Linked DNA regions of Mus musculus: regions 1, 2 and 3 are each linked to region 4. A link is a loop called in an ENCODE intact Hi-C map of the cell type or tissue named here. Cell type or tissue: heart. All regions are shown on one strand. Region 1 overlaps C330002G04Rik (a long non-coding RNA gene). Region 2 overlaps Smc5 (structural maintenance of chromosomes 5). Region 3 overlaps Smc5 (structural maintenance of chromosomes 5). Region 4 holds the start of Mir1192 (microRNA 1192).

Evidence for each region. Peaks named below come from ENCODE experiments on the same cell type or tissue, not always from the same donor. Only the 100,000 strongest peaks of a DNase experiment are listed, where the experiment ranks them.
Region 1: it touches region 4 in a loop (2.5-fold over the local background); 7 of 42 quality-filtered maps call a loop at or near these places.
Region 2: it touches region 4 in a loop (2.5-fold over the local background); 12 of 42 quality-filtered maps call a loop at or near these places.
Region 3: it touches region 4 in a loop (2.6-fold over the local background); 10 of 42 quality-filtered maps call a loop at or near these places.

What each region holds. Positions count from the first base shown.
Region 1 is chr19:23,002,907-23,010,906 of GRCm38, reverse strand. The region is part of intron 5 of C330002G04Rik (a long non-coding RNA gene); the gene reads left to right. Among named protein-coding and RNA genes, the nearest start is that of C330002G04Rik, 69 kb to the left of the region's middle. In heart, a CTCF peak has its summit at 4,195 (motif pointing left); a DNase peak (open chromatin) is centred at 4,216.
Region 2 is chr19:23,221,491-23,229,490 of GRCm38, reverse strand. Smc5 (structural maintenance of chromosomes 5) reads left to right here. Exons shown (of 25, transcript NM_001252684.1): 16 at 453-576; 17 at 1,195-1,317. Among named protein-coding and RNA genes, the nearest start is that of Smc5, 48 kb to the left of the region's middle. In heart, a CTCF peak has its summit at 4,237 (motif pointing right); no DNase peak of the experiment used is centred here.
Region 3 is chr19:23,203,015-23,211,014 of GRCm38, reverse strand. It overlaps Smc5 (structural maintenance of chromosomes 5), which reads left to right. Exons shown (of 25, transcript NM_001252684.1): 23 at 412-591; 24 at 669-764; 25 at 2,047-4,574. The coding sequence ends at 2,187. Among named protein-coding and RNA genes, the nearest start is that of Mir1192, 58 kb to the right of the region's middle. In heart, no CTCF peak of the experiment used is centred here; no DNase peak of the experiment used is centred here.
Region 4 is chr19:23,146,854-23,154,853 of GRCm38, reverse strand. All of the region lies in intron 1 of Klf9 (Kruppel-like factor 9), which reads right to left. Mir1192 (microRNA 1192) reads right to left here and starts at 5,423; the gene lies at 5,303-5,423. In heart, a CTCF peak has its summit at 3,056; DNase peaks (open chromatin) are centred at 3,103, 4,883, 5,153, 7,143 and 1 weaker place; H3K4me3 peaks cover 973 bases; H3K27ac peaks cover 1,131 bases.

The DNA.
Region 1 (8,000 bases), 140 kb after region 4:
AGGCCATCTTTTGATACATATGCAGCTAGAGTCAAGAGCTCCGGGGTACTGGTTAGTTCATAATGTTGTTACACCTACAGGGTTGCAGATCTCTTTAGCTCCTTGGATACTTTCTCTAGCTCCTCCATTGGGGGCCCTGTAATCCATCCAATAGCTGACTATGAGCATCCACTTATGTGTTTGCTAGGCCCCGGCCTAGTCTCACAAGAGACAGGTATATCAGGGTCCTTTCAGCAAACGCTTGCTAGTGTATGCAACGGTGTTTGTTTGTTTTTTTAAAGATTTATTTATTTATTATATGTAAGTACACTGTCACTGTCTTCAGACACTCCAGAAGGGGGCACCAGATCTCATTACGGATGGTTGTGAGCCACCATGTGGTTGCTGGGAATTGAATTCAGGACCTCTGGAAGAACAGACAGTGCTCTTAACCTCTGAGCCATCTCTCCAGCCCCGATGATCAGGTTTTTTTTTTTTTTTTTTAATCTAGCTTGAAATCTTTAGAAGTCAAAGTTGTTTAGTTCCAAGCTGGTACACCTCAGCTCTCACTGAATTGAGGAGAAGCAGTTTCAGAAGGAAGGTCAAGAGTCATCAGGCTTTCTGACAGCAGACATGAGGTTACATCCCAATGCTGCCGCCAGTCACTGTGTCTCAAGCAAGAGAAACCATTCCATTAAAATGATACCATACCATTACTAATGCCTACCTGTCTTAGTCAGGGTTTCTATTCCTGCACAAACATCATGACCAAGAAGCAAGTTGGGGAGGAAAGGGTTTATTTGGCTTACACTTCCATACTGCTGTTCATCACCAAGGAAGTCAGGACTGAAACTCAAACAGGTCAGAAAGCAGGAGCCGATGCAGAGGCCACGGAGGGATGTTCTTTACTGGCTTGCCTCCCCTGGCTTGCTCAGCTTGCTCTCTTATAGAACCCAAGACTACCAGCCCAGAGATGGTCCCACCCACAAGGGGCCTTTCCCCCTTGATCAGTAATTGAGAAAATGCCTTACAGTTGGATCTCATGGAGGCATTTCCTCAACTGAAGCTCCTTTCTCTGTGGTAACTCCAGCTGTGTCAAGTTGACACAAAACTAGCCAGTACACTACCTCATAGGGTTATTGTTGCAGCTATTTAATGAGAAAACACATGTTGAACAGGATGGCTCAGACCCGGACTTTAGGAAACACAGGCTGTCTTTTCTCCAGCTGAGAAGTAGACAATTGAAAGACATCTCAGCAGACTCGATGAGAGGGAAAGGAGAGAGGTTCTAGCACTAACAAGCTGAAGAGGAGGGAAAGTGGATTGTGATTCTGTAGCCTGAAGCTTAAGAGGTCTGGAGAAGCCATTCTGGTGGCCTCTTTTCTTCCTGTCTGCCACATGGAATATATCTGCTCCCCTGGGTCTGACTTCCTGGGAGACATGATGAATGAGCTGCAGTCAGGAAAGCTTCATCCCCCATTTATCATCTCTTGGCTTGCTCGGAGGAGCCCTTGCTTTCCAACAGGTGAGTTGGATTAGATGGATTGTGTGTTGTCAAAACAGTAAATAATGGGATGTTGTGGTCATTCTTTTGTGATGTAGAAGCAGGAAACATTTAACGCATTTCAAGTTAGATTAACAGCAAGCTCAGGCAATGGACATTTATGGCTCCTAATCCCTCCTCCCATCTGTCATACTTATTTTTAAATTACCACCCTAAAGTACTATATTCAAGTTTTAAATCTATATTCTCCTTATAAAGGCATTTGCAGGAAATAATCACTAAAATTAAGTATTTGCCTAAATAAATATGGTGGGCAGAGAGCAGTGATGGGGCTTATTTGAGTCTGCTTTAGATGCTGTTCAAATGCTATGATAAGGCATCATGGCCAAGGCAACTTAGACAAGAAAGAGTTTATTGTTGGTTTACAGTTTCAGAGGGAAGAGAGACTTCACCAGTCTCAGCAGGGAAGTGTGGAGGCAAGCAGGCATGGTAGCTGGAGCAGCTGAGAGCATCCATCTTGAAAGGCAATCAAGAAGCCGAGAGCAAACTGGGAAAGGCAAGATCTCCACTGATAAGGCCACACCTTCTAAACCTGCCAAAAGAGCAGCATCTACTAGGGACCAACTGTTGAAATGCCTGAGAATACAGGGGACATTTCATTCAAACCACCACAGGTTCCTTGGTTAGTTCTATTCAACGATCTCCATTTGAAGAGCCCCGCCTTGGGCAAAGAGTTGGAAAACTCAAACCCAGGCTTTATCTGTACTTGAAGAGGTAAAGCAATGGGAAGGCATAGGCTCTGGCGAATCTGGGGAGTTGGGTTTGAATTTGGGTTTCTTTTTTTCTTTTGCTAGACTTATGACATTGGACTTTTGGTTGTTGTGGGTGCATGCATACATGTATGTGTGTGTGTGTGTGTGTATGATGTAGGTGCACATATGTGTATGTGTATTGTAAGTGTATGTATGTGTGTGAGGTGTAGGTACACATATCTGTATATGTATTCCTGGTGTTGATCTCAGGTGTCTTTCTTAATAATGTTCCACCTTATATAATGAGGCAGGGTCTCACACAGAACCTAAAATTCACTGTTTTGGTTAGTCTGGCTAGCCAGCTTGTACTGGGGATTCCCTGTCTCTGCCTGGTAGATTGGGCTCCAGGCAGGTCCCACTCCATCTAGCTTTTATGTCAGTTCTGAGGATTCGAACTCTGGTCTTTAGATCTTTATACTTGTGGGGCAAATGCTTTACTTACTGACTTATCACAATACTTTTGAGCCTTCAACTTTCCATTAAGCTGGAGTAGATAGAAGCTGCCTGGTTGGACTTCGTGGGAGATTAGGCATGATGTATGTAAAGTATCTTCCAATTACAGATATCCAGTGAATTCTAGCTCCCTTGAGGGCAGCGGTGTCAGGTAATACATTATGCATGGCTTACTTGGATCTAGTTTACCTCTTGAATTGCTTCTAAGTAATGCTATACATACCACAGTATGTATGCTTCGGAGACAGTTAACTTATTATTACCCATACAGGCATAAGATTCACAAATAACTTTATGAAGAAAGGCCTCAGCTATAAAAATAAAGAAAACACCTGAACAAATGTATATCATGGAAACACGAGATCCTTGCAGGTACCAGAGGAGAGGGGATGTATAAGAGGGTCCAACAGAGACCAATTTGAATCTGTATTTTTCTCTATATAGAGGACTGGTGGTAATTTTGAGTCCTGGAAGGTGAAAGTTCTTGGAAGGGACCGGTGTAGTTGTCACCTACAGAGACATATTGGAAGGGCATATTGCTTTAAAGTTGTGAACCTGGCTTCTTTTGGAGAAGTGCATGAGCTGCTTAAGGAGGTCACCTCTACTTTACATTTCAGTAGTAATTTCCAGTTTCTACTTTGGATTTTGGTATTTGTATTGGGAGTAGATTTTTTTTTTAAAGAGGAGAATACAAAAGCTCTGTTTAGGGAAAGTTAAGAATGCATATTCATAAAAGAATGCAACATTTGAAAAGAGAAGCCATGGAGAAGAGAGATTCTGGCAATTGCTATAGCTGGCAGAGGACTGCTGTTTGAGGATGTGAAAATACCCCCTACAAACCTAGCCATGAGAGAAACAGGCAGTTGAAATGCAGGAGGAATTCAAATGACCAAAAACAATAGACAATATGGTAATTAGCAATCAGAAAAAATAAACTGTAAAACACAATGAAACATCATTATGCATTTTCTCCAAAGGCGAACACTAAATAGACTGATAATAACTGACAACACAGAGCAGGGCAATGTTCCAGACCCAGTAGGAGGGAGGACGGTTGGTAAACTATTTATGCAATCCACTAAGGTTGATGCTATACTTACAGACTCGTCAGAGACTCACATGGGAAGTGTAGATTCAACAGAATAGTCATTACTATTTTTAATAGCTCTGATCTGGAAACAGTCCAGACGCCCAAGTGAATAGCATTCTAATTCCATATTGCCCTGGGCCTTCACGGAGACGATCATACTGTAGTTACTTTGAGCATCATTGATGTTATTCATATAGGAAGTATTAGCAGAAAAGCTCGATACTATTCTACTTACCTAAAAAAAAGGGTGTGTGTGTGTGTGTATGTGTATGTGTGTGTTAACTTCCGGTTTAAAAAAGATGAGCATTTAAGCAGCAAAAGAAGGGAGGCCATTATCACAAACACTGCCATCTGCTGGAGCCGTGCTATGCTGTCAGGACAGCTGATTATGGTGTCAAGACCTACCTTGGCTGGTAGTCTAAGATCAGCAGTAGGTGGAGTGTTCACACGATAGAAACTAACAAAGTCTACAAATTTCAGGGCTTCAGACTCCCAAGACAGAGGCATTAAGAACACCCGAGCATACCACTGAAAGGCATAATGCTGTCTCCTTCTCCTTAGTGGACAGAGGAAGATAATTATTAGGATCTGCTCTATTTTGGGTCTTTTTAGATGCTGGAAACCGTTGAGCTTATTAGCAGAAGCTTTAGGCATATAGATATTCTGGTATGAGTTACATATATTGCAGTTTTCTGGTTCTTCAAAGAACTAAAGCACATGCAGTGAGACAAGAAAACAAAAACAGGAGAGGGAGGCCCATCAGGTCTGTGCCTGTTCGCTCTGTAGCGCGGGATTTTGCAGAGAATGAATGGAATCAGTTCTACCAGGGGATTTGTGAGGCAGAACATGCTGGATTGATTGTGAGGTGGCATTCCTGGGGTGAGCTGTGTGGGGAGAGGTGTTTGTGTGAATTGGGGAAGATAGGGGCAGGGCATGCATACACGGGTCTAGCCCTGAGGGAGGGGATTGGTCCTTGGTTGGATACAGGGATCTGGTCAAAAGTGAGAGGATCCCAAGATGGGCTAGACTCTTCAAGCTATGCCGGAGTAGTTTTCAAGGGTGATTAAGTGTGACAGCCGGAAGCAATGGCAACGACAAGCAGATCTGACCTACTTCTTGTCTCACATAGATGTGAGGGTAAGACTGACCCAAGGAGCTTTAGAATGGCCGAGAGGGTCAGATGCATCTCCATACTGAAACCGTCTTCCCGAACTTTGTTGAAAGAAAATTGTTATGTGATCCCAAATATCATCTCTGACTTTTCATTTTAATTATAAAAGCAAAACACATATTTTATCTGTAGAAACCTGGTGGTATCCACATTACTCATGTGGTCAAGGGCAGCATCACTTCCAATGGAAACTGTAACTTGGTGACCTCCTAGTGTGTGATGCCAAAGTATGGAAGATATTTGTAAAGTATTCTTACTGAATAAGCCTACTTTCCATTCTCTCTCCACCATCCATCCATCCATCCATCCATCCATCCATCCTTCCTTCCTTCCTTCCTTCCTTCCTTCCCTTCCTTCCTTCCTTCCTTCCTTCCTTCCTTCCTTCCTTCCTGCCTCCTTCTCTTCGTCCATCCCTCCCTTCCTCCCTTCCTCCCTTCCTCCCTTCCTCTCTTCCTTTCTTCCTCCCTCCCTTCCTCCCTTCCTTCCTTTTTTCCCCCACTGTGGCCCTAGGCTTTGAACACAAGGTTTTGTGTATGCTACACATGCATTCTACCACTGAGTGATAGCCCTATCTTTATCAAACATGTTTAACCCAAGTGTGTCTAACCACCAGATTATAGGACATATAGAAACTAGAAAATAAGACCAAGATATTGGGTAATAACCATGTGAGTTCAGAATGTGAGACAGTCAACAAGATCGTTGACCTGCAATTTTTTGAAAACTCAATTTCATGAGAATTAAGAGTGTCCTGTGGGAGCAGCTGTTGTCTAAAAGGCTAAAGAGCTGTGGCAATCAAATGTACTGGCTTAGAAAATAAAAATAGTCACAAAAATGAATTCAGAAACAACTATGAAATTTCACTTGGACTATATGTTAGATGACATTGGGATGGCTATTGCTTCCTTATGCATGATAACAGTACAGCATCATAGAGGAGAGGTATCATTCTTGGGTGAAAGATACTAAAGTCTACAGAAGTGAAGAGCTTTGATTAACATGGCTTTAGAAAGAAATTTAGATAGAGATGGTGGAAGCAAACAGCAAAATGTTGATAATTGTAAATATGGAAGGTTTATAAATGTTCACTTTCTTCTTCTTCTTCTTCTTTTTTTTTTTTGAGACAGGGTTTCTCTGTGTAGCCCTGGCTGTCCTGGAAGTCACTCTGTAGACCAGGCTGGCCTTGAACTCAGAAATCCCCCTGCCTCTGCTTCCTGAGTGCTGGGATTAAAGGTGTGTGCCACCATTGCCCAACTAGATGTTCACTTTCATATTCTTTCTGTGTTTATGTGTGCTCAGCAACTTCATAATTAGAAATAGAGGGGCTGGAGAAATGGCTCAGAGGTTAAGAGCACTGGATGCTCTTCCAGACAACCTGGGTTTGATTCCTAATATCCACATGGCAGTTCACAAACCATCTTCTGTAACTCCAGTTCCAGGCAATCTAACATACTTTTTTTTGCAGTCCATAGGCACCATGTGTAAACGTGGTACATAGATGTGCATGCAGGCAAAATATCCATATGCATGCAAATAAATAAAAGAAATAGAGGGAACAAATGACTAAGACATGACAGTTCTGCATGTGGATCAGCAGCTTGTGATTTGAAAAACAGCACGTGAATCCAGTTCACTGAGAGCACCCATTGTGAAAGAGAGCAATGTGTCAACCCCACTGAGCCATCACAGGCAGGGCTGCTTGCTTTTATATGGGTGGCACTCCTATTAGCAGACAGTCTTTTCAGATGGTGGAGCAGGAGACAGATTTCCAGGCAATCGTGAGTGACTACCAGGCTCCCATTTGCAGGCACAGCTTTACCGTTGCAGCCACTGTTTCCCAGGAGAGCTGGAAGGTGCAAACTGTTCCCACTGTCTGCATCACGAACAGCTCGACTTGCTTAATTCAGGTTGGGCTGTGTCGACTTTGGTGTGTTTGTGAGCAGCTGCAGAGAGCCGTGAGCGTCTCCGCTGCAGACAGCTGTCAGGTGGGGCTCCTCTGCAGACAGAGGCTCCAGGTGACTCTGCTTTCCATTTGACAGCCTGCGTGGGGTCCTGTTAGGCCTTAATCTGGGTCTCCCAGATCCTTCCTCTGGTGACAGTAGATGAGCTTTAGTTATTCTGTGATCCCCTTTAAACAGTTGTACAAACCTTACCTCTTGTGTATCCCCTTACTGTTCCTAGCTTCCTGCACATCCCAATAAATGAATATAAATCAAGAAATTTAGGATTCATGAGCATAGTCCAACCTGTAAGTGCTTGTAGCCAGCAGAGAAATTGAGAGAATGGGTTAGAAAAGAGATCAGACTGGTTTTTTAAAATTTTTTTTTTTAAAGTGTCTGTCTAACATGATAGAGCTGACCTGCTTTTCGTCCACTGCAGACTGAGCTAATGGCCCAGTAAAATTGATTGAATAAAACTGAACCACCAGGAGCTTCCACCATTAGCATAGAAGCCCAGAGAGCAGAGACAGCTCTGGTTGAAAGCCTACAACAGGACAACCAGTTGTCTTCTTTTGCTTGGGCTAGATATGAACTCTGAGGAAAAGAAGTTATTGATGATGTTAGGCAATGTGGCTCATGTTTGGAATCTCAGCACTTGAGAAAATGAGGCAGAATGGGTACTGTAAGTTTGGGGCCAGCCAGAGTTGCAGAGTAAGACCCTTGGCTCAAAAACAATGAAAAAGAAAGCAAAAAAGAAAAATAAAGCAATATTGTATTTGTACACACACTCTCACACACACACACATGCACATATGTGTGCACATATGCTTGTGCCTATGTGTGTTAACATACGTCATCCCTCCATCTATTCATCCTCTGTACCTAGCTCAGATACCTCTTGTTTAGCAAAATAGATCCCTTGGCAGAGCTGACACAAGGACCCCAGAGATCAGATTTCTTTGTGAACTAGGGAAAACACATTATAGAATAGGGTATGGTTGTGTTCACTAAATAAGCAAGGTACGCCAGATGTGGTGGTGTGCACCTTTAA
Region 2 (8,000 bases), 75 kb before region 4:
TCTGGTTTTTTTACGAATGGGTCAGCTCTACCTGCTTAAGGACTGTGTTTTATGAACAATGTCAGTATCAACCTGTATTAATAAATAAATAATTTCTGGGCCAGGTATTATTCTATGTTGTGTTTTTTCTTCCATCTGCAGTGTACAGATGAGGAAGCTAAAGCTCCAGCTTCGCTTCTTGATGACTGACAGTGGGGAATTCAAACTTCCCTTCTGACTCCATATTCTGCATCAGCACCATTCCTGACACTAGACTTTGCTGGTCATATAGCTCCACAGTATATTTTGATCCTGACTGATTGTATTAAAAGGTCCTTAATCTAGAAACTAGTATTTATACTTCTGATTACCATTATTATTATATAACCCAAAAACTTCGGGGACCTAAGGCTTTGGACTCGGTCCTTTGTTTAGCTCTGATCTCTCCATCATTATATGTGTCTGTCATACAGTATAAGGCTGATGGAACAGGATACTTGCAATCTGGAAGAGGAAGAACGAAAAGCAAGTACCAAAATAAAAGAAATAAATGTTCAGAAAGCAAAACTTGTTACTGAATTAACAGGCCTTGTAAAGGTAAGATGTTTTTCTTAATTTTCAATATTTTTTAAAAACACTTGCTAAATACTAAAATTTAGTAATATTTGGAGGACTTTATGAGAAATCATCACTTTAAAGTGTTTTTCTAGTTTGGTGATATAAGCAAGAGATTTTTATAGTCATTTTCGGCTTGTTTAGGTTTTAATGCTTGCAGAGAATCTTTTTTTTTTAATTTATTTATTATATGTAAGTACACTGTAGCTGTCTTCAGACACTCCAGAGATGCCAGATCTTGTTACTGATGGTTGTGAGCCACCATGTGGTTGCTGAGATTTGAACTCTGGACTCTTTGGAAGAGGAGTCGGGTGCTCTTACCCACTGAGCCATCTCACCAGCCCACTTGCAGAGAATCTTAAAAGTTAACTCATTAGGCTAAATTATTTTCTTTCAAATGACCTAAATATTTAGAAAGTAACTTTTTAAAGTAGTTTTATATTAACCATTTGATGGAGATGTCAATCACAAGAAAATGTTATTTTTTCATGATTCATAATTTTGTTTTGAAAAAAAGAACTGTGGCATTTTTCATGGTTGTAAAACTTAAGCAACTTAGACAACATAAAAACCAAAATCTTATGGATTGTTTGTTTCTAGATATGCACTTCTTTTCAAATTCAAAAAGTTGATTTGATTCTTCAAAATACTACAGTGATCTCTGAGAAGAACAAGTTAGAAGCAGATTACATGGCGTCATCTTCCCAGCTGCGCGTCACAGAAGTAAGACATTCTTCCCTTAGTTTTTATATTTTAGGGTCCGACCTTAAACTAGTCTAAAAGGATACATCGCAGGCTATTGTTTTCAGTGTCCAGTTGTTGTATACTATGTAATTTCAAACTTAGTGGCCATCAAGGTAGCTCATTGAAGAAAATCACTTGCCACGGAAATGGCAATGACCAAAGTTTAATCTCTCAAACCTGGGAAAAGGTAGAAGGAGAAAGCTGACTTAGTGTGGCCACACCTGTGCTCTTAGGCACAGGAGTAATCGTTATTAATAAAATAAAACAGTATTTTGTAAACGAGGAAGCAATACTTGAAGGCTATAAGAGTGGATAGATGAATAATCACTACAGTTTAACCTTAACTTTAATATTTCACAGTAGATGATAAAGTTGTGTGGGGAAAGAAGTATGAAATAATACACAAACTTAATCCTAAAGATGTCAAGGTGATGCTGGCAGTTAATTTTTATTTTTGTTTTTGTTGTTACTTAGTATTTTAATCTCTAAATTACTTTCTCAAGAATAGAAGAACACTTGGTATTCTAAACATCCATGGAAGACCTGTGCAGTAACAAAACTAAACTTGAGAAATCCCTATTGATGTCTTACAGTCCTGTTTTGATGGTAATCACATGCAGTTAGTATCAAACTGAACAGTTTATAAGAAATGTCCCAGTAGACGGCTCTTTCTTAACACACTGGCTTTTTTAAGTTCAAGGATCCTAGGCCATCTGTACTTGTGACCATCTTCTACAAAACCCTGGTTTCCCATGGACCCTTCATGGTTAGTAGTTTAATAAAAAAAACACGGACCTCTGAACAACACACAGAGCACTCGGAGAGAATCCTAAACAGGTTCTGTGCTCTTTTCATGAGGAAGTGTGTATGTCACTCTCCTGATGTGCTTACCAGCCAAGAAGCTCCACCACGCTGCAGGGCTTCTACTGAATGTCTAGTACATGAGCATGATTGCACCATTAGTCCTGGAGTGCACTCAGTAACCAGACCTCGTCTTAAGTTTGGGGAGGCGTGGTGATGTTCTATGATTCAAAACTTTATAACTATACAATCAGTCCTCTGCCATTGCCCACTGATGACTTCTTCACCCATTTAATTCTAACTTCTCCCCTTAAAATAAACTCAGATGTGATCCAAGGAATTCTTTTCTTTCTTTCTTTCTTCCTTTCTTTCTTCCTTCCTTCCTTTCTTTCTTTCTTTCTTTCTTTCTTTCTTTCTTTCTTTCTTTCTTTCTTTCTTTCTTTCTTTCTTTCTTTTTTTCTCGAGACAGGGTTTTTCTGTATCGCCCTGGCTGTCCTGAAACTCACTTTGTAGACCAGGCTGGCCTCAAACTCAGAAATCCGCCTGCCTTTGCCTCCCAAGTGCTGGGATTAAAGGCGTGCGCCACCACCGCCCAGCAAAGATTTATTTATTTATTATATGTAAGTACACTGTAGCTGTCTTCAGACACTCCAGAGGAGGGTGTCAGATCTCGCTACGGGTGGTTGTGAGCCACCACGTGGTTGCTGGGAATTTAACTCAGGTCCTTTGGAAGAGCAGTCAGTGCTCTTAACCGCTGAGACATCTCTCCAGCCCCCCTAAGGAATTCTTGAATAAAAAAAAATCTCTTGGTATTGATTTTCAAAGTTAATCTTCATTTCCACCTGAGAACTCGAGAATACAATTTGGCAACATAAGTCTGTAGGAATTTTAAAACAAACAGCCAGCAGGGTTTCTTCTCTGAAGAGATGCTCAGCAGTCCACTATGAAAAGAGCTGAAACGGAGAGAGACTGTGAAAGAAATCCTACCAATAATGGACTAGACAACAGTCTAGTGATGCTTTCATTGTCTACACTTAAGAATCTTAAACTCCTTTGAAAAACAAAACTTACTGAAAAGAGTAAGAACTACATCATACATGTGCTAACTGTGGCTATAAGTCTAATATATAGCTAAATTCTCTGAAAAGGAATGAAAGTTGCAAAAAAATGGCATATATTTGCTGATTGTCTTTTAGATATATTCAGTATTATTATATGAATTGATACTTTCAGACATGGAAATAAGGATTTTTTTTTTTACTATTACTTACTGTAAGGAGCCAACAGATAATCTTTCTCCCGAGAAGCTATAGGAGGTATGAATATCATGTAAGGTACTTGTAAGAAGAGAGGGGTGAAGAGCGGGGGCTACTACAACTCAGGAGTAGATGTTTGTTTACCAATACAGAACACAGAATGAAGACCAGGCAGATTTGTGACTGTAATCCCAGCACTTAGGAGGCTGAGGCTGGAAGATCATTTGAGCTTAAGAGTTTGAGACCAGCATAGGCAGCATGGACCCCATCTCAAATAAATAGCAAAATAGCAATCAGATTATTAACTTAAATGTCTATAATTTCTTGACTACATTTTTTAAAGTAAATTCTAACATCTTTGAGTTAGAAGCATTGCTTTACAGAAAAAAAAATTATTCCAAAAAAAAGATTGATTCTAAACAATTCTAAAAAATTTCAAAGAGAATCTTTGCCTGTTTTCAGTAATTAAGCTGTTATAATATCTGTGATGTTCTTTTTGTAAACGTGAGGAAATAAATGATGTCATTAGGAGTTTTAGCCTAAAAGAAAACAGCTTCAGTATAAAATAAAGATGTGGATTAATACAAACCTTGAAGAGTTTGAGTTGGAAATGACCAAAATAACTTCATGATCTATTTTCTCTAACTGGGGCTGAGAGGGCGAGCCCAGCATGGTGGCTCATGGCTTTAATGCCCACGCTGGGAGTAGGGGGGGGGGCGCAAGGGGGTCAGTTTGAGGACACCTGTCCTTAAAGAGCAGCAAGTGCTCTTAACCAAAGAGTCAGTATTTCCATCTGGGATCCCCAAATACTGGAAAGTGTGTAGCACTCTTCTTCCACAAGAGGGCCTTCCAGGAAAAGGTTGTTCTTGTTCAATATTAGTCAAGCTATTTCTGTACCACTTTTAAGACAATTCAGCGTTCCAGAGAAAGAATTTTAGATAAAAGGTGATAATTGTCTCTTTAAGATATATACTTAAGGAAATTTTTTTTCTGAACTACTAATTGAAGATGTTTTCTATATTTTGCTGTTCTTTTGTGCCAAACAGATACATTATTCTCTATACTCAGTTAACTATTTAAGACCAGAAATCCTAATAAAGCCTTTTGATTAATCTTCTATAAATATATATTCCTTTTTTCCCCTGTGTTACACTAACAAGGATCAACAAGAATTGTGGCTTAAAGTGGTCAGGGGCTCCTTTCTTACTTAACTACCATGGAACTTAGTGTCTGGCTATTTCCTCTCTCCCCGTATTTTTTGTTATTTTTGAATAAAAATTTTGAGAATTTTATGTATGAATGCACTGTATTTACATAGATTCTACTCCCTTTCCAACTTCTTTAGTATTCCCCAATTCCCTTTCAAGTTCATTGCTTCATTTTTTTATAATTATATGTTATATAAATATATACACCCACACACACATATGCATGTTTGTGTATGGTCTGTGTGTACATAACACCTACCGAGTACATTTAGTGATGTACATAAAATTAGGAATGATGGCCGGGCATGGTGGCGCACGCCTTTAATCCCAGCACTCAGGAGGCAGAGGCAGGCGGATTTCTGAGTTCTAGGCCAGCCTGGTCTACAAAGTGAGTTCCATGACAGCCAGGGCTATACAGAGAAACCCTCTCGAAAAACAAAAACAAACAAACAAAAAAAATTAGGACTGACCACTTGAGATTGGAGAACCTATAAGATGGTTCTCGCCCTTCAGCAGCCATTGCTTAGGTGCTTGCCTTCATCTGGGTGTGGAGCCTTGTTCATTTTTCCCATCCTCTTTGGCATGTAGAATCAAATATATTTTTGAGATTTTTTGTGGCTATAGCATCCTTCTCACATCTCAGTACCTCAGAGTAAGCATGCTAGTCTTCTGGTTCTAAAAGTATTCCCTCTCCATCTTCTGCAGCTGAGGTCTAAGGGTTGTGTTATAGATGTGCTGATAGTTATAGTCTGTGCATTCCTGATTCACTTACTCTACATCTTATCAAATCATCCATCTGTGTAGAAGCCTCCAGCTTGCTGCAAAAAGAACCTTTTTAAATGAAGGCTAAGAGCTGCTCTAGAATACAGTTAGAAGTTACATTGGCTTAGAAGAATGACAGTCGTACTCTCTCCTCTGGGGTCTGTAACATCTCCAGCTATAGGTAGTTGGCTAGGCTTACACTACCAGTCCATGGCTGTTGTCATCCCAAGGATACAAAGTATCATCACCACACCTCTGGGGATGTCTCGCCCATCACTGTGTGCTTCACACACTTAGCAACTAGGTAGGTCTTCTGAATACTTTTCTCCCTGGCAGCATACACAGCTCCTTCCCATAATATGAGAGCTAATCTTCAAAGAGGATACTTTAAGAATTCTTCCAAGTCCTGTGTCCAAAATTTAAAGTTCTGGGAGGCAAAGACATTGACAGTCATCCAGTGTTGTTTGAGGGTCTCCTAGACACCCCTTTTCCAACAACTCAAGGGAGATTTGCTTGCCTGACCCTGGATATTTATATTAGTTAGGTAGTCTTTTAAGGAACATTATCGCTCAGTGTGACATAATTCCACATGAAGCACACACACAGGTTATATTTGCATGAAGTTTATAAAACAATGTTTCCGTATGGTTTGTTTTTTAAAAATTATTTTGTAAGACAGGCAATGGGGCACACACTTTTAATTCCAGCAATCAGGAGGCAGAGGCAGGCGGATTTCTGAGTTTGAGGCCAGCCTGGTCTACAGAGCGAGTTTCAGGACAGCTAGAACTACACCGAGAGAAAAAAAGTACTTTATGTATGTATTTGAATGCCTGGATACATGTATGTGTACTATGTATGCCTCTCAGCCACGCTGTGGGTGGTGGGAACAACCCAGGTTACTCTACACCGAGCTCTGGGATCCCCCAGGCGCAGCACAATGTACAGCATTTGCCTTTCTAGGGTTGATCGACTTCACTTAGTATAGTTACTAGTATAGTCTGTCCATTTACCTACAGGGTTATTTTTTTTTTGGTTTTGGGGGTTTTTATGGCTGAATAGAATTTATTATCCAGAAGTTACAGAGACAAAGTTCGGAGCAGAGACTGAAGGCATGACCATTCAGAAACTGCCCCACTTGGGGATCCATTCCATAAACAACCACTACTGCAGATGCCAACAAGAGCTTGCTGACAGGAGACTGATACAGCTGTCTCCTGAAAGGCTCTGCCAGTGCCTGACTAATAAAGAAGTGGATGCTCTCAGTCATCCATCGGATGGAGCACAGGGTCCCCAATGAAGGAGCTAGAGAAAGTACCCAAGGAGCTGAAGGGGTTTGTAGCCCCATAGGAGGAACAACAATATGAACTAACCAGTACCCCCAGAGCTCCCTAGGACTAAACCACTGTATTAGTTAAGGTTTTACTGCTGTGAACAGACACCATGACAAAGGAAATTCTTATAAAAACAACATTTAATTGGTGCTGGCTTACAGGTTCAGAGGTTCAGTCCATTATCATCAAGGCGGGAGCATGACAGTATCCAGGCAGGCATGGCGCAGGCAGAGCTGAGAGTTCTACATCTTCATCCAAAGGCTGCTAGTGGAAGACTGACTTCCAGGGAACTAGGGTGAGGATCTTATGCCCACACCCACAGTGACATACCAGGTCATACCTATTCCAACAAGGCCACACCTCTAAATGTTGCACTCCCTGGTCCAAGAATATACAAACCACCACAAACACCAATCAAAACATAATGGTGGGATGTGGCTCCAGCTGCATATGTAGCAGAGGATGGCCTAGTCCATCATCAATGAGAGGAGAGGCCCTTGGTCCTGTGAAGGTTCTATGCCCCAGTATAGGGGAATGCCTGGGCCAGGAAGCGGGAGTGGGTGGGTTGGGGAGCTGGGGAAGCCGGGAGAGGATAGGGGATTTTCGGAGGAGAAACTAGGAAAGGGGATAACATTTGAAATGTAAATAAAATATCTAATTAAAAAAATTATGAGTATCTCAAAAATATTATTATGCATACACTGGTGTTATCCTAGACTGCTTCCAATTCTTAGCTATTGTGAATGATCAGTCCTGAACATACTGAGCAAGTATCTCTCTAATAGGATAAATAGCAAGTCCTTTGGACTTTTGCTCAGGAGTGGTATGGCTGGGTCATGTGTAGATCTGTTTGCAGAATTTTAGGTGTAGCTTCTCTACAACGAATTCCATAATGGCTACACCAGTTTGAGAATCAGTGAATGAGAGCTCCCTTTTCTCCACATTCTGATTGTTAGTTGTTCCCTAGATCTTAGCCTTCTAATTGGGCTAAAATAGAATCTCAGATAGTTTTCATTTATCTAAATGCTAAGGGTGTTGAACACATTTTAAATTTTTTGTTTTGAGAAATCTCTCTTCAGATCTATACCTAGTTTTTCAGTGGCTTGTTCTCTTTAATAGTTCTTTTTTTAATTTCTCTCAGGCTAGTAATTAGAAAAGGGCTTATTTTTATTTTAGTTCAATACAGTATATAACTTTTTATACTTTTATCTCATTGATTGTTGTCAAACTAAATGACCCAAACACCTTGTTAATAATAGATCTCTCCAAGTCCTTCAGAGATGTTAATCACATAGACTTGAGGT
Region 3 (8,000 bases), 56 kb before region 4:
TACCTGTTTTCTTTTTGTGTTTTAGAACTATAACTGTTGACTTACCTGTTTCTTGCACTGTGTCTCTCTTGATTAGACACTTACCTTAGGCCATTTAACTGGTTAACTTTAAACGAGCGTTCTGTACTTCACTCTTAAGGTCAGTCTGTATCTCAGTGACCTGGAATGGCTGAGAGAAGTCAGTACATCTCAGAGTCGACAAAAGTTATGTGACACCTAACACAATCTTTTTTTATTAAAGTTTACATTTGTGTGTGTGCACACCCATGTAGGCACTTGAGGACTACTAAATTTTTTAGGTAGTAATTGTTTACATTTGCTTTTATGATTGATATATTTGATATGTTTTCAAATATTGAGTAGAATTGCCACAGAGACAGCACTCATTTTTCAACTTTTTATGTTTTATAGGAAGATTATGATAAATATGGAATCCGGATTAGAGTAAAATTTCGCAGTAGTACTCAGCTGCATGAATTAACTCCTCATCATCAAAGTGGAGGTGAAAGAAGTGTTTCTACTATGCTATACTTGATGGCACTTCAGGAGCTTAACAGATGTCCGTTCAGAGTAGTCGATGAAATTAATCAGGTACAGTGACTCCGTTGGGGGGAGGGGACCACATCCTCTAATAGGTACAAATGTAACAGTTGTTTTTATGGCTTTAGGGTATGGACCCAATTAATGAACGGAGAGTATTTGAAATGGTTGTGAACACTGCCTGTAAAGAGAACACATCCCAGTATTTCTTCATCACACCGAAGGTGAGTAATGATACACTCACAGGAGTCACGCGCTTAGATGCCCCCTGTGTCTTAGTTTTGGAGAAGATTGGGGCTGAGATGTAAATATGAGCAGGAAAACTCCTAAAAGTGAAGCTAAGGGATTATGGTAATGTTTACATTCATAGAGGGACAAGTTGAGTGACATACATAATTGGAAACGTCATCTGTCATCTAAGGAAGCGATGGAGGAGGCACATCATACTGTTCCAGAGCTTAGACTTCGTGCTCACTTCTGACACTCACTGCCCTTCTACACTAATTCTCTTTTGCTAAGAGACTACTGGGAATGCAAGCCCCAGAACTCTCTAGCCTTCTCTGTCACGCCACATACTGCTCCTGTCCTGAATGCCCACTGCTACTACCCTGGCCCTAAATACTGACAGCTGAGCTTTTACAACAGCATAGGAATCTTCATAGAGAATTTTCCATAATCTAGAACTGTTGAAAAGGGAATGTTCCTTTTGTTAACTATAGTGCTGTGGTATGTTATCAAGTAAATAGATTTAAATTTGCTTTTATTAGTAGTCACACTTTTTCCCTTTTTCAACTAAATATTCATAACTAACTCATTGGAGATTCCACCCTAAATGAAATGTACATTTTTTTTAACTTAATCATCTTTTATCAGATCTGTGGGCTAATCAGATCTGCCCCTATTCCATTTCTTTCTTTTTGGCTTTTTGGCTTGTTTGTTTGTTTTTGTTTGTTTTTTTTGTTTTTGGGGTTTTTTGTTTGTTTGTTTTGGGTTTGTTTTTGTTTGTTTGGTTTTGGTTTTTCGAGACAGGGTTTCTCTGTGTAGCCCTGGCTGTCCTGGAACTCACTCTGTAGACCAGGTTGGCCTCGAACTCAGAAATCTGCCTGCCTCTGCCTCCCAAGTGCTGGGATTACAGGTGTGCGCCACCACTGCCCAGCCCTATTCTATTTCTTACCAAACTCCTTGGTTTAGAAACCAAACCTCCCTCACACGTTTCAAACTAGCAGTCTGTCACAGCACAGTTCTTAGCCATAGGAGTTTGAGAGGTGTTTTCAGTGCACACTCTTCCACAGTGTACCTAGGAAGTATATAGTCCTAGCTGACTTGTAAATAGAGAGGATTTCCGGGCAACTGGATATTTCAGGTCAGTAATTAGGCCAGGCTTCAGATATGCTTATTGGAGAGCTGTCAATCTGGCAAGTTGATGAATTGGAACATATGTAAGGCTGAAAATCTGTTTGTCGGTATATACTTGAATTATATGGCAATTTGTTTCAATCCATACAGCTTCTACAGAATCTTCCTTATTCTGAAAAGATGACAGTGTTGTTTGTCTACAATGGTCCTCATATGCTGGAGCCAAACCGATGGAATTTAAAGGCTTTTCAAAGGCGTCGGCGAAGGATAACCTTTACTCAACCTCAGTGAAAGGAAAGAACAGGAGGGGCCTTTGGAGGTTTTTTTCCTTTAACTGTTTATATGTGTCGCTCGCTCAAGTGAATAAAAGTTAGCAGATTTATTGAAAGAGAAAGATTGGTTATTTTTGGAAACCTGCTTTTAAAAACAAATAGGTTGATGAAGTAGAGACCACAGTGACTCTGGGACATTTTCTAGTGAAAACTGAGTCTTCACTTTTGGTGGACATTGCCTCGTTAGTTCTCTGTGAGCACGGGATTGTTGTGTGCAGCTTTGTGCTGCCCCTCAGGTGTGGTGGCCCACATCTAGCCCAGCGTTTAGGAGTAGGAGGCAGGAAGGTTATCAGTTTTTGAGTGGTTTCATGTGTCATAACAGAAAAGGCTATTTCCTGTTGCAAATCGAAGGTATGGCAGCGTGGGATTTCAGTCAGAGTGTTTACTAACTACAACAGTGCTGAGTGCAGAACATTGACTGAGAGAATAAAGGCAACCCAGGATTAGAAATCCCACTTTTCTTCCAGTATTATATCTAGTTCTTACAAACTAGTATGGGAATGGCTGCTTAATAGATAGTGATTGACAGCAGATCTGTTCATTTCTTTGTTTAAAAAAAATAAAGGTTCCCTTATTTTCATAGAAAATATGTTATAGGTAACATGTTATAGGTTACTTCAAAGAATTGGGAAAACATATGCATGAGGCTTCAAAATGACAGGAGGACTTTGAGAGGTCACAAGGTAAAGATGATACAGAATGTGGCTCAGACACTGGCAGGGTGAGATCAGGTGACAGGAGTTAGCGTATAAGTGTTGTCGTAGGGCTTTGTGTGTGTTTGTTTGTTTGTTTGTTTGTTTGTTTAATTTAAAGTTGAATGTATTTTACATCTTACATTTCTAGAAAGCATTTTTATAATTACTTTTAGTAAAATTTTTCTTAAAATTTCATATGCGAGTTTTTACAATTTGTATTTGAAATTTCTCAGTGCTATATAAAGAGCGAAGGCAAAGAATTGATTGAAAAAAGAATCAAATCATGTTTTTAGAATTTGTAGGTCCTTCCTTATACCCAGTATTTTAGAAAAATCTCATATGAATTGTTTTCTTCCACCTTGAAAATATTAATTGAAAACCATTTTTCTCTGAGAATGCTAATTAACAATGCCAAACAAATTCTGTTCTTTGAAAAAACTAAATCTTGAAAGAAAATAGAAATGTCATTGAATAGTGGAATGAACCATATCTTTGATGATACTGACAAAATTATTTTTTTGCTAGCCTGAACAAAGTTTGGGCTTTGTCTATTATCGTAATAGCCAATGAAATTTACATTCTTATTTGGTTAAAAAATAATGGAACATGAGTTTATGTCCTCTCACTTAGACATTTTCTCTTTTAGAAGTTGTATTTCTTTTTAAAACTTGTAAAAGAACCCTCCCCTCTTAGACTAAGTATCATACAGGTAGTATAAAGATATTTTAATAACATTTTTATCAACATGAACAAGTCAAAAAATTAAAAACTTGGTAGCATATTAGTGAAGGCTATTACTAAACATTTGTGTTGTTGCTTGGGTTTCTGATATAATATCTTCACTGATATGTGTTTGATGTAGTTTGGTTTTATATGAAAGAAAGACATACTTAAAACTCACATCATCAGCAATTCCATTTCCGTTTACATATACCAAAAATAATTACATATCATGCTAACAAGCTTTCAGAGAGCAAAATTAATGTTCTGTTTTATATTGAACTTTGGGCTGGGAAGGATAAATTATGTATCATTCATCATATTAAAAATAGTCAAACATAATATAATGTCATTTTCTGCAACTGTTGATTTTTTAAATTACATTCAAATTGTAAAAATTCCAGGTAAAAGCCTGATGTGATAAATAAAATATTTAAAACCTGACGGTTAAAAATATTTTTAATAACTAAATTTTTACATTGATTTGCCTAAGGTCAGTCTCTGTTAGGAAGTTTTTCATGTTCAAAAAAAGAAAAAAAAGGGGGGGTTGTTTTGGTTTTTTTGTAAGATTTATTTATTTTATGTGAATAATTGTTTTGCCTATATGTATGTCTGTATACCTGGTACTTGCTAAGGCTGGAAGAGAGCATCAGATCTCCTAGGAGTGGAGTTAAAGGTAGTTTGAACTGGTATATGGGTGCTGGGTATAGAAATTGGGTCCTGTGGAAGAGCATCCAGTAGACTTAACCACTGAGCCATCTCTCCAGTTCCAAACAGAGATTTCTTGCTGCTTTCCAATAGCCTTGGACATAAGCACGTCAGGGGCATCACTTCATTCTGGTTTGTGTAAATGTAATTGACTAAAACTATGTTGTAAATGCTACTTTGTTGGTAATAAATACGTATTTTTCCATTGGTATAGGTTATTTAAGATGAGAGTATTTTAATACTTTAAATTTCTTAAAACACATTTTTATTTTCAGGATTACAAAAAAAAAATCAATGTCTGTTCGAGTTTTTACTATTTATGATGCAGAGTTTAACAGCCTATTTGTGTTCCAAAGATAAAAACTTAGTCTTTTGTCCATTTGCAGTGGAATTAGAATCTAATAGCAGTAAACATGGGGAAAGCTTGAAAGCATCCACAGAAGCTGTGCTAGAAGGCAAGAGTAACTGTTCTTGTTGACACTGACTTTTCTGAAACCATGCACAACCGCCAAGTTATCTTACTATTTCTTACATTGACTTAGTACTCAAAGCAACCTTTTAAAATATATCTTGAGTCAGAATGCTTTACCACTTGCATACAGTTATTCAGCTGCTTGCACACTAGCAAGATGAAGACATAGCTAATTCACAGGTTTTACCTGAGAATCAGGCTGGTGAGGGAACCTAGCATCAGAGTTGGTACTTTAGTAATCTTTACTTTTTTTCTTAGTTTGCATCTTTTGAGCTGTGAAGTACTATGTCTGAATTGAAAGCAAAATTAGCATAAAGGTTTTTCTGTTACTAGTGTTATTTGTTCACAGGATGCAGGTAGTGATGGACTTTACATGATACATACAAGTATTTCATATACCATATAAGTTTCATAAAATCTGAAGATGAGCTCTAAGGGCTTGCCTCTCTCTTGCCTCCTTGCATCTCCCCATTACCTTCCCCCCCCCTCCCCCCCATGGTCATGGCCATCCTCTGCTTGTCCATTCTCTCCTTCTCTTTGTCTCTGCTACCCTCTTAATTCCCCTCCCCATGCCCTGAATAAAACTAACTTGTTTATACTAGTTTGCCTCGTGACTTCATAGTCAGCCATATATTTAGGAAGGCACATTAGTATGCTTATGTATTCTTGGGAGGTTTGACTGTTGACAATTTGAGCTTCTTTTTATTCCCAGTGAAACAATTGAAGGTGTGAATTCTTTTCATTTCTCCCTTCCTTCCTTTATTGTGGCAAATGACCATAATGTAAATTTTATCACTTTAAAGTACACAGTTCAGTGGCATGAAATGTATCTACAATATTGTGCAATCATTTATGTATTAGCCATTCACTGTAATCCCAACATGACATATTGTATCTATTCAGGCTGACTTTCCATTTCCCTCTTTACCACAGCCAGCGGTAACCTCTTCCCTTTAATTTTCAGTGTAGCATGCAGAGTAACTGGTTTCATTTTGGTATTGTCATACATGTATGTATGTCCCTCTATTCTGTTCCTGTCCATTCTCTATTTGCTGTTCTTCTTCATCCCCCACTGCCCTTCCTTCTTTCCCAGTGCCATTTTCTGCTTTCAAGTCATGTATTCTTCATTCCCATTTTCCCTGCCTCCTTTAAGGACTCATACGCCCCTTCCTAATTTCAGGACACAAACGCACATAAACATTTAAATCTGTGTTCAGCATGTGAGAGGAAACATGAAGTATTTGACTTTATTTTGCTTCATGGGTGGGCTTTAGGTTTCAAAAGCCCAGGCCAGGCCCAGTGTCTCAGTTCTGGTCTGTCTTGTCTGTCTGTCTCTTTCCTCCTCCCACACCAACCCCCTGCCTTGCTGCCTGTGGACCAGGATGTAAAGATCTCAGCCTCTATTCCAGCAGCAGTGAAAACTGCTTTGATGGACTAAGCATCTCTCAATAGCCCCTGTTATATCTTTTTTTATAGCTCCAACTGGCCTGCAACTTACTATGTAGACCAGGTTGGCCTTCAACTCAGGAATAAGCTTGCCTCTCCCAAGTGCAGGAACTAAAGGTGTTGTAAAATCCAGTGACCTTGGTCTCTTCTAATTTGGGTTTTATCAGACTGCCTATGCAAATTTGTATCGTGCTTCCCTTTTGCTTGATAGGTTGACTTTGATCATTTGATTCTCAGTCTTGGGTGTCTTTGCTGTGAGTTGTAAACAGTAGATAATTTTGTCTTGATAGTTTTGTTTTATTTTGTCTTTAATGCTTATTTCTATTTATGATCATGTACTTATGTCAGCCAGCATGCACAAGCCCAGAGGCCAGAAGGTATTGGATCCCCTGGACTGGGACTTGTGTGCTACCACGTGTGGGTCTGGCAACCAAACATGTGTCCTCCACCATAGCACTATGTGCTCTCAACCTCTAAGACATCTTTTTACCCCCTAGGTCTTTTAATTCATTATGCTAATCTGTCTTTTTATTTATGAGCTGAGGTCGTTTTCGTTGAATGTTACTTCTGAAAGGGATTTGATAATTTTTGTGGTCTTGTTGATTGTTTTCTGTTCTTTTCTTCCTCTCTCTGAAAGGAGTCTGTTAAACATGATGGATTTCTTCTCATTTCTTTTTTTGGTTGTCTTTTTCCTCTCATGAAATGTATACATGATTGTTTGTGATACTTATTAACAATTTTTGTGTGTAGCTGTGTGCATGTTTGTATGCCAGGAGTTCCTGTGTACAGGAGTTCACTTGTGTGTTTAGACAGCATGCAGAGTGTATGCATCCGAGGCCAGAATTCAGCCTCAGATATTGTGCCTTAGGACTCATCCATCTTGTTTTTTGAGATAAGGTTTTGGTTTTAGTTTTTCAAAACAAGGTTTCTCTTTGTATCCCTTGCTATCGTGGAGTTTACTCTGTAGACCAGGCTGACCTTGAACGCACAGAGATCTGCCTTCTTGTTCTGGGATTAAAGGCCCTGCAAGATAAGATTTCTTACTGGTACCTAGAACTCACTGATTAGACTAGGCCTATTGTAGGCCTGTTGGCCAGAGATAGACTTAGTAATCTGCTTGTCTCTCCCTGTCCTGAGATTATGAGCATACTTTTCCATACCTGGCTTTTTACATAGGTAAAAGAATAGAATTGAACTGGGGTCCTTATGACTGTTTGCCAAACACTTTACCTACAGAGCTATCTTCCTAAGCCCTGCTTTGCAGTTTTGACATCTTGACCTCTACGTCATGAAGACTTTCATCTCTGATCACCTGTTCAGGGTTTGTCTTTGCTATTTTTCTACTATTCTGACAAAACACTGTGACCAAGGCAACTTATAAATAGAAACGTGTAATTGGGCTTCTAGCTTCCAAGCTTAGAGTCCGGGGCGACAGGAACATCTGAAAGACCACGTCTATCTGCATACAGGAGGTAGAGAACATACCAGGAGCCTCAGAACTCACCCAAGTGACACACCTCCCCCAGAAAGATCACACCTCCCAACCCTCCCCAAACGACTCTCAGCTAGGGACCAAGTAGCTAAATATATGAGCCTGTAGGATCCCGTGTCTTTGGCCATTTCCTGTTCCTCCATAGGCTTGTGGCCATATCATAATGTAAAAGGCATCCAGCCCAACCTCAAAATTCCTCCTAATTTTTTTTTTTTACAGACTCTACAGTGTTTAAAAAT
Region 4 (8,000 bases):
GGCCAGACTGAGTTGTTATGTGAAGACATTGTTTCAGAAACTCGTATGTTCTTATGTGAATATATAAACTTACTGAAGATAATGATGCATTTGAGCTTAAGTTATTCCACAGATTATCAAGCATTTTGAGGATGCTCCCAGTAGTCCATGCCTATTAATCAGCATCTGGGTAGCTGAGACTGGAGGATAGAGTTTGAGGCCAGGCTAGGCCACATAATGAGACTCTTGTTGATGTGCAACTTGGTCTTCACTTGGGTTCCCTAGCAACTGGAGTGGGGCTCTCTCTGACTCTGTTGCCTGCCATTGGATCCCCTTCCCTATCTGGACTGCCTGGTTAGTCTCAGTGGGAGAGGATGGGTTTAGTCCTGCTGGGACAGATGTCCCAGGATAGGGTGGTACCCAAGACAAAAAGCTATGGACCTTAAGCTTACTCCTCTGGATTCGCTAGCACCTCCAAGATCTTGGAGTGCACATGGCCCCTGACCTTCAACAGCTCTGCTTGTTCATCTTCTTGAAAGTGCAGAAGCAGCAGACTTCATTATAGATAGGAGAGGGTAGAGGGGGAGAGATTTCTAAGTGCAGGACTTAGAAGGGGAAGAGAAGGGGGTGTGCAATTGGGATGTAAAGTGAGTAACAAAAATAAATTATGGAAAGAGAATTAAATATATATATATATATATATATATATATATATATATATATATATATATATATATATATAATAAAACAAAAAAAGCAAAGGAAAAAAAAAGCCAGGTAGATTTAGGAGTCTAAAGCCAGCTTATAGAGTGAACTCCAGTCCAGTCAAGAAGGGCCATGTGATGAGACCCCCGTCTTAACACAAAACAAAAAACCCACCCGAAACAATGTGTTCAGTGGGAGCAGAGATGTGTAGTTTCTATGGAGAAATTAATGGGTACTCAAGGTGTCAATGACAAGAAAGGAAGTCGCTGTTTCTGACACAAACAACTCATTAGAAAGTGAAAAACCTTTCAGGATATACATCTGTCTTCTCACCACCTCCTTTTTAATGACCTAGAAAAAGGCCCTAACAAGAACAGACAAAAGGCACCCCTCCTCCTGAGCAATGCGTTGTGCCCTGCATAAGCGGGGCTGTCCAACTACTGCCATCCTTCCTAGAAAATGGGCCAGTCCAAGAACACAGCCTCAACCATAGTGCTTGACCTGGTGGGTCCCACAAAGACCTGCTTGAATCCCTGACTGTCCACTGCCACCTTCCCACCACCCGTAGTGGGTCTGCAGGGCAGAACAAACACTTCCATTCTCCAGTGTTCTCGAGGGCAAATCTAACATAACAGTTTGTGAACATCCCAGACAGAATTCCACCATCTCTACCTAAGTCGTTTCCCTGAACCCTGGACTCAAAAAATCAAGACGCGATACACCTCCGGTTCACCGGAAGTATCGCCACACCCAAAGATGTTCTAAAGGAATGAGGAGGATGCCAGGCAGCCTCCGAAAGAACAATCCTGCCCCCCCCCCCCCACGGCTACCCATCCGAGTACCACCTGTTCTATCTCCTGTAGCCTAGGTGGTTTCGCTATTTTTTTTTTTAAAAAAAGGTTTACTTTTGTATTTTATGTAAGTACACTGTAGCTGTCTTCCGACACACTAGAAGAGGGCATCCGATTCCATTACAGATGGTTGTGAGCCACCATGTGGTTGCTGGGAAGTGAACTCAGGACCTCTGGAAGAGCAGTCAGTGCTCCTAACCGCTGAGCTGTCTCTCCAGCCCGGTTTCACTATGTTTATGTTTGCCGTGTGGCTTTGATGCGAGATGCTGCTGCCGGGTCCCAGTGGGAAAGAAAGGAGCCTGTGCACCAGTGTAGACTCTTTAAAGGGAACGGGTCTGTCCCGGGGCATACTTCTCGCCCGCCATTTGGGATCTGTGGGGTAAACAGACACCACTGCTACTGTTTGCATGGACGCCCAAACTCCATAGATCTGTGAGAAACACACAGCCCTCCTGAAACTCCAAGGAAAGATGACAGACGAGATTCTTGAGCCTTCAGGTACTCAGCATAGTAGGAACTGAGTCTCCTGGCCTCGTCTCAGAAATTCTAAAACCAGTGCAGAAGCAAACTATGGACCTCAAACAGCTATACGTATTTTTTTTAACACAAGAAAGGGCTGCCTCTTGGTACACCTCACTAGAAGGCACTGTTTAAGTCAGTCTGAGAACGTGGAGCTGGAAGCACCTAGCATGGAGCTTTCTAACTGGCCAGGTATCAGGAGCAGCAGCTTAGCTTAAGGGGCAGATGATTCTCCCAAAGACACCGCACCAGGGCATGGCCAGTTTCAAACCCAGCCTGGATGCTTGCTTCAGTTGTATGCACACAAAGATAGGAGATAAGAGAAACTGGCCAAGGGCAGAGCTGAAGGAACCGTTCATGCCAGCGGGTGGGGGTGGGGTGGGGTTGCACTCAGTCTTCCTGGCCCTTCTTTGCATAGATATTGCCTGGGGGTGGGGGCAGGGTGCATTCATTGTTAAGCCGGTTAAGTGATAGCTCCCAACTTTCAGTTTCTAAGTAATGGGTTTTTGTCTTGTTTTGCTTGTTTTTTAATGTAGAATACCAAGCCTGGAGCTGTAAGTAGCACACACCTGAAATTCCAATTCTTGAAAAGGCTGAGGTAGGGGGATGGTGTCCAACGCCATCCTTGGTAGCCTAATAAATTTAAGTCTAGCTTGGGCTACAGGAAGCCCTGTCTCAGTAAACAAAAAGCTATGCACTTTAAGCTCACTCCCTCTGAATTTGCTAACACCTCCAAGACCTTGGAGTGCACACGGCGGCCCCTGACCTCTCTGCTTGGCCATCTTTGTGCAAGTGCAGAAGTAACAAGCCTCAGTACAGACTCTGTACTTGGATTGTTTCCTGAGCACAACGCATCATGGACGAAGCCCAGCGGTCCATAGAGGGCCAGGCTGCTGCGTTTTGAGGCTTACGTGGGTCTTTTCTACTCGCTACTGTTATTTTCAACCTTATGCTTGTGAGCCCTGAATGGGGCTGGCAGAACAGTGTCTGTGCAGATGTTAGAGGTCTCTAGGGAGCGCCAGAGCTCTGTATTTCCTCTTAAAGTCAGACCAGGAAGTGCTCAGAAAAGGCTGCTACCTCCCAGCCACGCCAGACCAAGTGCAACTTGTGGAAGCCCAGGTTAGGAAGGTCCTACTGGAACGGCACCTGAGGGGCTGGCTTGTTGTGGTCAAGTGGGACCCGGGTTGAGACGGGACTAGGTGCCACCAGAGGAAAGCAATGTCACAGTGCCCAGAATCTCACTCTTCAGCATACAGTGGGTGTGTGACAGCCAGTGGAGACCACCAGGCTGCAGGGATGACCCTTCATGATGCCAAAGCAGCCTGTGAGTTTTGCTATTCCAGATATCAACCAGGGAAAGAACGCGAGGAATCCCAAATTAGCATGGCTGTCTTGAGTTTTACCTCAGAAAGATAATACAATGTAATGTGTTAACAAGCTGTTTCTATAATTCCAGCACTTGCGAGGCTGAGGCAGAAGGATCACTGTGAGTTTGAGGCCAGTGTAGCTGTAGAATCGTATCTTTACAAACTCACTGATCCTAAGAACTCTTATACTGCCAAGATAGAGCTTTGCTCCAACGGGGGTGGGGGGGGGCGGTTAGTAACTATGCCCACTCTACCAGCTAGCTAGGTAGGTTGTGACAGATGAGGCAGACAGGCAATGCTATGCCATCATTTGTCTCCAGCTTCCCCCCTGGGGACTTCGCATTGCTGGTACCAGGGTATGGCTGTGGTGACAGAGTCTTACTCCACTGAACCACTCATTTCTGCAACAAAATGAGTCAGAGATTGGCCTGATTCAGTGTTCATCACCAGAAACTATGAAGGTTGGGTCTGAGCTCTCCAAACATGAGGCGCGCCCCCCCCCCCCCCGCCTCCTGCCCACCATGGGATCTGGACAAGTGACCCAAGCCGGCCTTGGATGCTCTCAGAATTCATCCCTCCTGCTTAGTCCTCCCGAAATGCTCAGGTTAGAGGCATGCACTCCACGCCCAACTTCATTCTGCTACTGTCTTTGAAACTGTAATGATACAACAACTACAACGGAATTACGGCAGCCCAGGAATTTAAGTCACTTTGGGGCGTGTGTGTGTGTGTGTGTGTGTGTGTGTAAGCTCTATTTTCTGTTTCCTGTATTTACTGTGGTGTTTCTGTTGAGTACGGTGCACATTGAAAGGACTTTGGAATCTCGATAGGAACCACTACATAAATGGCTCATCTTTACAGAGACCTTCTCTATTAAGTAACACCTGGGATAATAAATGCTCACGTAAATGTGATTCATTTCATCCCTCAGAGCACTGGAATAGATGATGTGAAAACCCTGAAGATCACACGGCTGCTTATAAAACTTGTCCCATGTGAAGCATTTGTTTGGTCTTGGTTCCCCAATCATCTCCTCAGGGGGGCCTGTGAGTGCATGAGCACTTGTAAAATATGTTGAAATTATCTGTACTCTGCCAGGTCCTTTCTGTCCATTCGCTCAGAGCCTATCTTTTCTGCTAAGCTCAGGAGAGCAGAGAAAATAAATGCTGCTCTTTGGCACAGCCTATTTGCAAGCCTAAGTGGACATCGGTGTTTGATTCGCCTTGTCTGGCCTCTATCTTCCTCTACTGGTAAGGAACAGTGCACCTTGCTTCCCTTTGCAGCCAGTCCTTTCTCTGAGCCCACACCTTCAGACCTGAGAGTCTTGGATAAATAAGTCTGTTTTCATAAGGGACACACCACTTAAGCTTAGCCGTGGCTTTCAGCCTGGGTTGTTTGCTGGAATCATTAGGAATGGGAAGTAGTCTTTCTGTGGGGCTTTGCTGAATTGGCAGGAAGTGAGTCTGGTGTTGCTTGGCAGCCATTTTAGTACCATTCAGAGACAGCCTGCTCATGAATGAAGCCAGAGCCAGCAAGAGGGTGGCAAAGCCATAGAGAGAGGGGGCACTGAATGTCCATCTGCATTCAGCAACTCCTGAACTTGGATCTCCATTTTTAATCTTTTTTTAAGTTTTGCTAAGTAGCCTAGTGTGCCCTCTAACACGTGGCAGTTGTCTGCTGCCTAAGCCTATCAAGTGTTGGGATTATAGGTGAGAGACACAACGCCCAGCTCAGAGCAAGTCCAAGTCTGGACTTTCTTGCTTGCAACCTATTTATGGATCCCAAACCCAGCCCCTGGCAGGTGTGGCAGCACTGGCCTGTCATCTCAGCAGTCTGGAAGCTGAGGCAGAAAGACAGCCTAGACCATAGAGTTGCAGGCTGGCATGAGCTATACAAGCCAGACCCTGTCTCAAAACACAAAAGCAAACAAACAAAAAGAGCAAATCGAAACAACAATGACAAATTTGGTCTGTTTGTTTGTTTGTTTTTACTGTTTGGAAGGAAATAGTTTCGGGTGACAAGGTCAGGAGCAGTTATTTTTGTTGACTTTCCTAACTAAAACTCATGAAAACTATCTTCACATCAGACCTGGGGCACAAGGAAGACAGCTTAAGATGGTGGCTCTAGGGCCAAACCCAAAAGAGCCATAAGAATAAATACAGAATCTCTTCTCACTGGGAGCAAGCCACTCAACAGCCCTCACGTACAACTTAGACCTTGAAACAACAGTAGGAATATCTCAGCATAACCTTGGACGAGTCTGATTCCTCCTGTTTAAACAAGAAAAGCAACACACTTCTATTCGGTCTTATGGGATTAACATTCAAGTGAAATGCACGTAAGCCACTTAGCTCAGGCTCTGAGACATACTACATGTTCAGGACGATAGTGCTCACTAAGTCTCAATGGCTGTCGCCATCTAACACACCTTTCACTTGTCACCATTGCTCAGCACCATCCTGAGTCCACCTAGAATTCTAAACAAAAATTCTAAGGCTCTCAAAGGTGTCTGGGATATGTATGTAAAATATATATTTTTTAATTGTAGTAATCCTCAGCAAAAGGTTGGCATGCATAATCTTTTAAATGACTCATCTGAACGTGGCCTCATAATTTCATGAATATATATAATTATGGAACCCCATTTGACAGGTGAGAAACCTGAGGTTTCAGGGAGATAAAAGCTTTGCTTGAGTCTTTGTGATGAGAGTTATGGAGTCAGGGTTAGGTTAGGCCTGGGCAGGTGCATGCTCCCATCACGGTACCTCTGTTTCTATGGTGAAGGTAAAGGCTCTTCTGGAAGCCCCTTGCCTTAGCTAGAGCTCCTGAGAAGTCACTCACTATTCTGATGGGCCAGGGCCTTGTCGTCACTAACTGTGATCTTAGCAGAGCTGATCCCCTGTAAAGGGCAGGTGCTGAAGTCCCCCAACCTTTCTCCCATTGTTCTGAGCCACAATGATCTGCAGTGTTGGCACATGCCTTTAATCCCAGCACTTGGGAGGCAGAGGCAGGCGGATTTCTGAGTTCGAGGCCAGCCTGGTCTACAGAGTGAGTTCCAGGACAGCCAGGGCTACACAGAGAAACCCTGTCTCGAAAAACAAACAAACAAAAAATAAATCAATAAATTTCAGGGGCCCAAGACACAGTGCTAGCAGCACTCAGGAGGCCCAGGTTCCATCCCCCAACCCCAGAAAACACTTTCATTCACGCAAAGACCCAGCAGCTCTGGCCTGGGATGATGGAGTGGAAACCTTTGGATCCCAGGTCCAGATTCTCAGCTCTTACCACAGGCTTCCAAAGCCCCGAGCACCTGGGAAGTGTGCAGCTAAGACAAAAAGAGGCTTGAAGACACACCTCACAAACGTGTGTGTTTAGGAACAAGTGGGAATGAATGTGGAGAAAGACCCAAGAAATTAAAAAAAAAAAAAAAAATTTGGGTTCCTCCCTACTCTGGTGGAGGACGCCATTCTCCCAATATCACTGCTAGTCCTACACTTACTGAGGAGGCAAGACAAATACTAACTCTTGGCCTTCCAGGAAGGAAAAAGCAAGGACTCTGAGCTTGGCCTGGAGCTGCTTCAGGAACTGAGGTTGGCTGGGCACGAGAGGAAGAGGCTGGGCCACTCCCCCAAGCCCCTATACCTGATTAACTCATCTAAGCGGCATCAGCATCCATCCGGCACAGCTCTAAACCAACAATATAAATAAAACCTCCTTAATCACAGATTCAAAGCCCCTGGAGCTCACAAGGGAGGGAGACATGAGCGCTCTCAGAAGCGAGCTGAAAGCCACCACGGGCTTTAACATTTTCTACTGAAAAACTACAGGCCGCAGAAGATTCCAGAAGCTCAGAGTCACATGCTAGCGAAGGCTAGAGGGCTTCTGTATCCTGGCAATGTGCCTCCAAATCTCCCAAGTTCCTCCAATGCTCCTGCAGATCAAGCCCATCTCAGAGGGTGGGCACATGCTCTTTTACAGACAAAATGATGGATGAGATGACCTTTCAAGGTCACGTCCAACCTCCAAGGTCTATTCTTTTTAGACCAACAATTACCACCACCAAGTGCACTAGGCTTAGGCCTGTGACTAACTTCCAACAAAAAGTGGGGCAGCCTGGGAGCCAGGATTACCCACGACCACTGCTGGGAGGATCTCTCTTTCCCTTTTTAACATCTGTGGGTTCTTTTTTTCCTCTCTCCCTTTTGCGTGTGTTGCATAGAAACAGAAAGTGCCTTTGTACCAATTACTAGGCATTAATTTACGCTCCTCCGTGGGCGCTGGGCTTTCTGGAGAAACACTAAGGCAGGGTAGGAGGGTGATGTGGGGGAGGTTTCTAGCTGTAAGCTAGCTTCCCCCAACCCTGAGAATAGATAAGGCGAGAGAGAGAGAGAGAGAGAGAGAGAGAGAGAGAGAGAGAGAGAGAGAGAGAGAGAGAGAGAAAAGAAAAACCAGACTAAGAAACACAAGAAGCCTGGGTGTTGTTTTTCAAAACCAACAAGGCTAATGCTCGGAAGAGGCAGGCTCTCCAAGAAGAGCTAGAGCCCTGTGGCTTTTAGGGCCTGCAGAAAGAGTACGAGAA